3 separate regions of the Homo sapiens genome follow, and all the other regions are linked to region 2. Evidence: chromatin contacts called from ENCODE Hi-C or POLR2A ChIA-PET data. All regions are on one chromosome and are shown on one strand. Each heading gives the region's core, a stretch centred on a gene start or an enhancer-like site at or near the end of the contact. The rest is flanking DNA. Distances are from core to core; before and after follow the strand shown.

Region 1 (2,700 bases), core at 148-2,647, 370 kb after region 2:
TGAGACCACAGGCGTGCACCACCACTGGCTGATTTATTTTTATATCTTGTAGAGACAGGGCCTCCCTCTGTTGCCCAGGATGATCTTGAACTCCTGGGCTCAAGCAATCCTGCTGCTTTGGCTGCCCAAAGTGCTGGGATTACAGGTGTGAGCCACCACACCCGGGTTCCACCTATCTTCGTGTTTAATACTTGACTCCATTCTGTTCCAGTAATTTATCTGTCAGGTCCCTTACTAGAGCGGCTTTAATTTCACAGCTTTACCATCGCTCTTAATATCTCCTTGGCCACCGGCTTACTTGTGAAGTGTTCATCCCGTGGCCTCTGGATACTCACTGTCTCCTGGTCTTCCTCTCCTCCCTAGTGCCTCAGCTTAGTCTCCTTGATGTTGGTGTCCTTTAAGGAGCTGTCTTCAGTCCCCCTCCATGTCACTGTACCCTTTCCCTGGGCAGGACCCTGTCTCCACTCTTGCCCTTTCTGCCCATTTTCCAGGGTGCAGCCAGAGTGCTCTGAGTTGCAAATGAGATCATGCCACACCCTTGTTTATAAACCCACTTATTGCTCTCAGGGAAAATTCCAGACAGACTCCTTAACACCAGCACATAACGGCTGGACGAGGTTCAGGTGAATGTAGTTTGTTGGGAGGTGACCCAGGAAGAGGCATGGGGAAGGGAGGCAGGGAAGGGAAGGCAATCGACACAGGAAGCACTAAAGAGCAGGTCACGACCAGGCATGGTGGCTCACGCCTGTAATTCCAGCACTTTGGGAGGCTGAGGTGGTTGGATCACTTGAGGTCAGGAGTTCGTGACCAGCCTGGCCAACATAGTGAAACCTTGTCTCTACTAAAAATACAAAAATTAGCCGGGCGTGGTGGAGGGCGCCTGTAATCCCCACCTACTCGGGGAGGCTGAGGCAGAAGAATCGTTTGAACCCGAGAGGGGAAGGTTGCAGTGAGCCGATGTGGCGCCGCTGCACTGCAACCGGGGCAACAGAGCGAGACTCCATCTCGGGGGTGGGAGCGGAGGGGGGTGGAATTAAAAAAGGAAGGGCAGGTCATCGCTGTGGGCATCTGGGCTCTGTCCCACTAGGGTCCCCTGGAGACTGCCTAGACCTGCCTCAGTGCTGTCCCACCTGAGGGAATTGGGGTATTTAATCAGCAGTCCCCTAGCCTCTATTCTCTGAGAGCTCTCTCTCTTCTTTCTCTCTCTCTCTCTCTCGCTCCTTCCTTTTCTTCTTCCTCCTTTCTCCCTGTCTTCTCCCTTCATGGACGTCAGCGCTTGACGCCATGTTTGTTTGTGGCCCCGCCCACAGCCATAGCTGATTGGACTAGGGATAAATAACTAGGCCAATCATTCCCCTTGAATTCCGGAACTGGATAGTGGATCTGGGCTTGCACTCGAACTGTGGACACCTAACCTTGAAGGCAGTGTTGGACCACGTGCCCTGGGAGAAACAGAGGAATCCATTGTTTACAGAGACTCACAATGGGCGCACAGAGAGACAAACAGAGGCGGGCCCACGCAGTTTCAAACTGAAAGAGCAACTTCAGCTCAGGACAGTTTAGTTTCTGATTCTATTAATAGGTTCTCATGAGGTTGGGCCACATTTCCTGCACTTGAGCTCTGTGAGATAAGTGTTTCCTCAGAAAAACCTCCCTTTTCTGCTGAAGAATGTCACCTGATTTTCTGTAAATTGTAAACACATACACACACATGACTAAGAAATCCACCATTCAATCCCCAATCCCCATTTCTTCACACGTGGCTTCCTACTTCACAAAGAAACAGAGACCACCATTCTCAACATCCCACTTAGTCTATCAAAATCTTTGAATGGCTCAAATGGTTCCATCTTCTCTACATCCTTGCAACACACACACATTTTCCCATGACTCCATTAAAGACCATTCTTACCTCTCTTTCTTTATTTTTTTAGACGGAGTCTCGCTCTGTCACCCAGGCTGGAGTGCAGTGGCGCGATCTCGGCTCAGTGCAACTTTCACCTCCTAGGTTCAAGTGATTCTTCTATCACCCTTCCGAGTAGCTGGGGTTACAGGCGGGCGCCATCACACCCAGCTAATTTTTGTATTTTTAGTAGAGACAGGTTTTGCCATGTTGGCCAGGCTGTTCTTGAACTCCTGATCTCAGGTGATCCACTCGCCTCGGCCTCCCAAAGTGCTGGGATTACAGGCATGAGCCACAGCACCCGGCCTCTTACCTCTTTTTCCTCCTAGCCAAGACTATAGAAGAAATAGTCCATGCCTGTCTCCACTCTCTCCTCTCATTAGTCCTTACTTGCACTGTTTTGTGGGAAAGCGTTTCATTTTGAAGATGTGACTTGAAGTGTCTGTGGGTTATATAGGTTCATAGATTCATAGACTATGCACAGAATTCAGATATGGTCTGGAGATACAGATTTAGCGTTCAGTGATTTAAAAAGTAATGAACGCAGGCCGGGTGCAGTGGCTTACCTGAGGTCGGGAGTTTGAGACCAGCCTGACCAACATGGAGAAACCCTGTCTCTACTAAAAATACAAAAAATTAGCCGGGCATGGTGGCGCATGCCTGTAATCCCAACTACTCGGGAGTCTGAGGCAGGAGAATCGCTTGAACCCGGGAGGCAGAGGTTGCGGTGAGCCTAGATCGCGCCATGGCACTCCAGCCTGGGCAACAAGAGTGAAACTGTCTCAAAAAAAAAAAAA
Region 2 (2,700 bases), core at 103-2,602:
ACTGAAGTTCCGTGGATGCCAGACACTGGGGATAGAACAGGGATGCACAGTGCAGGCAGGGCCTTGCTCACGTGGGGCTGCCATGCTGGGCCTGTGAGACTGACCATGAGGAAGGAAACCTCAGAGAGAGGATGGAAAGAAAAGCAGAAAAGAAATGGAGAGTGATTATGGGGCTACTTTGGGCTCTTTGTCAAAAAAGACCTTGCCTAAAAGGTGCTATTTGCCCAGTCAGCTGAATGTGAAATCAGATGTGGGAACATGGGGTCCTATTTCAGGCTGGGAACTGGCAGAAGAAATGGCTCTCAGGCAGCAATGAACTTGACTTTTAACATAAGAAGTTTTCTAGTAATAAATAAGTTAAAACTCTGGGCTTTCAGTATGCTCCAAGCATGTAAGTTCTAAGCATTTTACATGTAATTCATTTCATCCTCACAAAACTATGAGGTAAATACTGTTACTGCCATTTTCAGGTGAGGAACTGAAGCACAGGCCAGTTAACTTGCTCAAAATTACAGAGCTAGTATGTATTGGAGCTGCGATTCAAACCTGGAGTCCAGTGCCCTTCAGTTTCTCCATTTTTAGATGCAGTGCATTGGGTTCATTCATTCACTCAAATATTGATGTTTCCTACATACCGTCACTGTTACGGGCGCAGGTGACAAAACGGACGAAGTGCTGCCTTTTTGGCATTCACAAGCACTAAGAGTAAACTAAATACAAGAATCGTAAGAACTAAGGGAAAAAGCGGGAGAGAAGGATAAGGCATGGGGCTGGAGTTGGGTGAACTGAAAATAGAATGAACGGAGAATGCTTCACAGGAAAGGTGATTTTTTTTTTTTTTTTTTTTTTTTTTTTTTGAGAGAGTCACACTGTCATCCCGGCTGGAGTGCAGCGGCGCGATCTTGGCTCACTGCAACCTCTGCCTCCTGGGTTCAAGCGATTCTCCGGCCTCAGCCTCCCGAGTAGCTGGGATGCTACCACGACCAGCTAATTTTTGTATTTTTAGTAGAGACGGGGTTTCACCATCCAGGCTGGTCTCGAACTCCTGACCTCAGGTGATCCACCCGCCTCGACCTCCCAAAGTGCTGGGATTACAGGCGTGAGCCACTATGCCCGGCCCTGAAAAGGTGACATTTGAAAAAAATACAAAAGAGGTGATTGATCTCAGATTCTGGAACCTCAAGACCCATCTCCATTCTGGGCGCTGCCTCACGCTGCACCACTCAAGGCCCCTGCCTAGTGCTCTGGCGCCTCCTTCAGATCCGCGCGGCCGCTGCAACCAGAAGCGGAACTGCAAGGCCGGAAGCTCCACGTCCGCACCCGCCCCTTCCGTTTCGCTTCCGCCTACCTCGCCCAGGCTGCCAGACCGGAAGCGCTCCGCTGTACCTGGATCCTGCTCCTCTGGGTTGAAACCCGGGCGCCGCCAAGATGCCGGTGAGGGTTCGATCCACGGTGTGGGGAGACAGCGGGGATTGCGAAGAGCAGAGAGAAACCGTGTGTGTGCCGAGAGAAGCGGGCGGCGGAAGGCAGAGAGGAAGCTGGGGCCCGAGAAGGAGGGAGGCGAGGGGAGGGGACCGGTTGCTGAAGGATTGGGGCGGCCCGGGGGTGCCAGTCGTGGGAGGCGGGGGCGCGGCAGGAGTGGGCCAAGGGTCCAGGGTGTGTGAGGAGGCCCTTTTCTCTCTCCGTCTACTCCTTCCGACTCCGGCAGGGTTCCCAAAGCCTCACTAGAGAGCGAAGCCAAGGGCTGCGCTTTTTATTTTTCATATTTCAAGTCCAGGGGTCTAGCTTCTCCTTTTTCTGTCAGGCCCACTTCCTCCTCCGCCCCGGGGTCAGGCTCCCTCTGCTGTTTGTCATTTGTCAGAACCCACTTCCCGGCAGCGGCGGCCATCCCGGAGCCAGCTGGGTTTAGGGCCCTCACAGACTCGTTCGGCGCCTGACTTCCAAAGATTTCCTTTTTCGTGTGCCATCAGAGTGGGAGTAAAAAATTATGACGGCCTGGTTGTACTTAATTTCTGACAGCCAGTTTGTGGGGTAGATTTATCACCGTCATGGTCTCCATTTTGCAGATTCGGGAAAAGGTGGTTCAGTTATTATGTGATTGTTCACACTTTTTTTGTTGTTTGTTTTTTGAGAGAGTCTCGTTCTGTCGCCCAGGCTGGAGTGCAGTGAGGCGATCTCGGCTCACTACAACTTCCACCACCCTGGTTCAAGCAATTCTCGTGCCTCAGCCTCCCGGGTAGCTGAGATTACAGGCGCGCGCCACCACGCCCAGCTAATTTTTTGCATTTTAGTAGAGACGGGGTTTCACCATGTTGGCCAGGCTGGTCTGGAACTCCAGACCTCAGGTGATCCGCCCCCTCGGTCTCCCAAAGTGCTGGGATTATAAGCGTGAGCCATCGCGCCCAGCCTGCTCACACATTATTTTTAACAAACGTTAACGAGCACCTGCTGCCTGCCAGGCTGTATTTACAGCAGCAAATAAGTTCAACAAATCCCTAATCTTAAAGAATGTACATTCAAATCGGGAGTCGAGACAATAAAAGTGTAAACATAATAAAGGAGATACATACGGTAGTGTCAGGTAGTGACAAATGCTATAAAGAAGCTAGATGGGTGGTCAGGCGCAGTGGCTCACGCCTGTAATCCCAGCACTTTGGGAGGCCTAGGTGGGCGGATCACGAGGTCAGGAGTTCAAGACCA
Region 3 (2,700 bases), core at 142-2,641, 330 kb before region 2:
AAATTAGCTGGGTGTGGTGGCGGGCACCTGTAATCCCAGCTACTCGGCAGTCTGAGGCAGGAGAATCACTTGAAGCCGGGAGGCAGAGGTTGTAGTGAGCCGAGATCGTGCCATTGCACTCCAGCCTGGGCGACAGAACGAGACTCCGTCTCAAGATAGTAATAATAACAACAACAACAACAGTATCTCTCTCTCAGAGGGGTGTTGTGAAGATCTGATGAAACGAGACATGTAGAGTTCCGAAATGATAGTAAGGACTAGAAAATGTATGTTGTTGTTAGAATTAGTACAAAACTGAGGCCCAAGTTTACACAAATTAGGTAATGGCAGATCCAGGCTTAGCAGCTGGTCTTGCAGCTCTCACTCCAGCATATTATTTCCTTTTTTTTTCTTCTTGAGATGGAGTCTCGCTCTGTCGCCCAGGCTAGAATGCAGTGGCGTGATCTCAGCTCACTGCAACCTCCGCCTCCCAGGTTCAAGCGATTCTCCTGCCTCAGCCTCCTGAGTAGCTACGACTAGAGGGGTGCGCCACCGCGCCTGGCAAATTTTTTCTATATTTAGTAGAGATAGGGTTTCATCATGTTGGCCAGGCTGGTCTCAAACTCTTGACCTCAAGTGATCTGCCCGCCTCGACCTCCCAAAGTGCTGGGATTACAGACGTGAGCCACCGCAGCTCTTGTATTTTCACCAAGAGAGTTTCTTGCTACTTACTCTTCCACCAAAAACAGTGATAATACTAATTATTTTAGTTATTACAGCTGAGACTCTGTGTTCCAGATCCCATCTTAACACCTTACACCTGCTCATCAAATCATTGTGACAACCTTGTAACATAGGTCCCATCATTATCCTTAGTTTATAGATGAGGAAACTGAGGCCCAGAAAGCAAGAGAACCTTGCCCAAGGTCACACAGCTAGTAGACAGCAGGGCTAGGATGCAAAGGCAGGCAGCCGGCCCCAGAGTCCACCTTGTAATCTCTGCACTCACTGCTTTCCATTAAACTTCTTGGGGATTTACCGCAAATCATGGTTACTTTTCTTTACTATTATCTCTATATATATATCAATTGACTTTCACTTACACAAGTAATATGTGAATGAATACATTCTAAAAAACAAAAACAAAATTAGGGCATGACTGACAAAACTAAACTCTGCTTGGACATTACTCTTATTTTCCACTGTGAGTAGTTTGGTAAGAATCCTCTCAGCCTTTTGCCTACACGTTTACATATGTACTTTACTGCCACTTTGCATACTCTTCCCACTGGGCCTCTAGAAAACAGTAGCTGAGACGGCAAACTTGAGACTGAAGAAAGGTTGTGGGGGCTGGAGATGGTATCACTTTCTGTTTTCTGTAGATCAGTTACCTATAAATATTCTGAAAGCTTCCCGGCAGGTGACTCAGCCAATGGGCCAGAGAGTTGGATGCATAATTAGGTTTCCTTGGCTATCTGCAGAGACAAAACCAGAGAAGGTGGGCTGTCTCTATCCAATATGGCTGCCACTCACCAAATGGGGTTTTGGGCCCTTGAAATGTGGCTTGTCCGAACTGAGATGGGATATAAGTGCAAAATACCAGATTTTGTAGCCTTATACAAAAAAAAAAAAAGAGGATAACATAGCTCATGCTTTTTTAAAAAAAACCTTTCCTATGGTGCTAAATTAATTTCTTTTCTTTCTTTCTTTCTTTCATTCATTTTCTTTCCTTCCTTCTTTCTTTTTTTTCTTATTTCTATGAGTCAGGGTTTCACTCTGTCACCCAAGCTGTAATGGCCTCACAAGTAGCTGGGACTTGTGTATGTGTAATCACTTCTAGCTAATTTTCTTTACTTCCTTCCTTCCTTTCTTTCTTTCTTTCTTTCTTTTCTTTCTTTCGAAACAGGGTTTCACTATGTTGCCCAGACTGGTCTCAAATTCCTGGCTTCAAGCAATCCTCTCACTTTGGCCTCCCAAAGTGCTAGGATTACAGGCATGAGCCACTGCACCTAGCCTTGAAATACTTTCTTTTTTTTCTCTCTCTCTTTTTTTTTTTGAGATGGACTGTCTTGTCACCCAGGCTGGAGTACAATGGCATGATCTTGGCTCACTATAACCTCCACCTCCCAGATTCAAGCTATTCTACTGCCTCAGCCTCTCAAGTAGTTGGGATTACAGGTGCCTACCACCGTGCCCGGCTAATTTTTGTATTTTTAGTAGAGACGGGGTTTCACCATGTTGGCCAGGCTGGTCTTGAACTCCTGACCTCAGGTGATCCACCCGACTCGGCCTCCCAAAGTGCCAGGATTACAGGCATGAGCCACTGTGCCCGACCAGAATGCTTTCTTTATATTGATTACGTGTTAAAATGGTCATTTTTAAAATATATCAGGTTAAATTAAATATATCATTTAAATTAACTTCAGCTTTTTTAATGAGGCTACTGGAAAAATTAAAAGTCCATATGTGGTTTGAATTCTTTTTTTTTTTTTTTAAACACACTCTGTTGCCCAGGCTGGAGTGCAGTGGCGAGATCTTGGCTCCCTGCAACCTCTGCCTCCCAGATTCAAGCGATTCTCCCGCCTCAACCTCCCAAGTAGCTGGGACTACAGGCGCCCACCATCACACCTGGCTAATTTTTGTATTTTTAGTTGAGAGGGGGTTTCACCATGTTAGCCAGGCTGGTCTCGAACTCCCGGCCTCAAGGGATCCATCCGCCTT

The links. A loop is a pair of places that touch in the nucleus more often than their neighbours do. ChIA-PET counts read pairs that join two places held with the same protein, here RNA polymerase II (POLR2A). Pooled maps may share reads with other maps.
Region 1: a pooled map shows a loop between it and region 2 (5-fold over the local background). The contact joins the enhancer-like site here to the promoter of ARPC3 in region 2. A Hi-C loop is called at or near these places in 1 of 37 single-sample maps with no recorded cell type and 6 of 50 pooled maps. POLR2A ChIA-PET finds 5 or more read pairs at or near these places in 16 of 52 experiments (A549, AG04449, AG04450 and 13 more).
Region 3: a loop to region 2 is called in a map with no recorded cell type, with 7 times the contacts of the local background. The contact joins the enhancer-like site here to the promoter of ARPC3 in region 2. A Hi-C loop is called at or near these places in 2 of 37 single-sample maps with no recorded cell type and 7 of 50 pooled maps. POLR2A ChIA-PET finds 5 or more read pairs at or near these places in 6 of 52 experiments (GM12878, activated B cell, activated CD4-positive, alpha-beta T cell and 3 more).

What each region holds. Positions count from the first base shown.
Region 1 is chr12:110,078,573-110,081,272 of GRCh38, reverse strand. No RefSeq gene overlaps it. Among named protein-coding and RNA genes, the nearest start is that of C12orf76, 31 kb to the right of the region's middle. RefSeq lists enhancers at 1,407-1,536, 1,677-1,756 and a cis regulatory region at 1,018-1,848. Within about 2 kb of position 1,397, at least 19 of the 41 ENCODE cell types and tissues checked have a DNase peak (open chromatin) inside an H3K27ac peak, as active enhancers do; they include CD4-positive, alpha-beta T cell, GM12878 and OCI-LY7, where a contact is called at or near this core.
Region 2 is chr12:110,448,989-110,451,688 of GRCh38, reverse strand. ARPC3 (actin related protein 2/3 complex subunit 3) reads left to right here and starts at 1,352. Exons shown (of 7, transcript NM_001278556.2): 1 at 1,352-1,434. The coding sequence starts at 1,429. RefSeq lists enhancers at 1,139-1,238, 1,944-2,700.
Region 3 is chr12:110,775,307-110,778,006 of GRCh38, reverse strand. No RefSeq gene overlaps it. Among named protein-coding and RNA genes, the nearest start is that of PPP1CC, 34 kb to the right of the region's middle. RefSeq lists an enhancer at 1,210-1,549. Within about 2 kb of position 1,391, at least 2 of the 41 ENCODE cell types and tissues checked have a DNase peak (open chromatin) inside an H3K27ac peak, as active enhancers do; they include GM12878, where a contact is called at or near this core.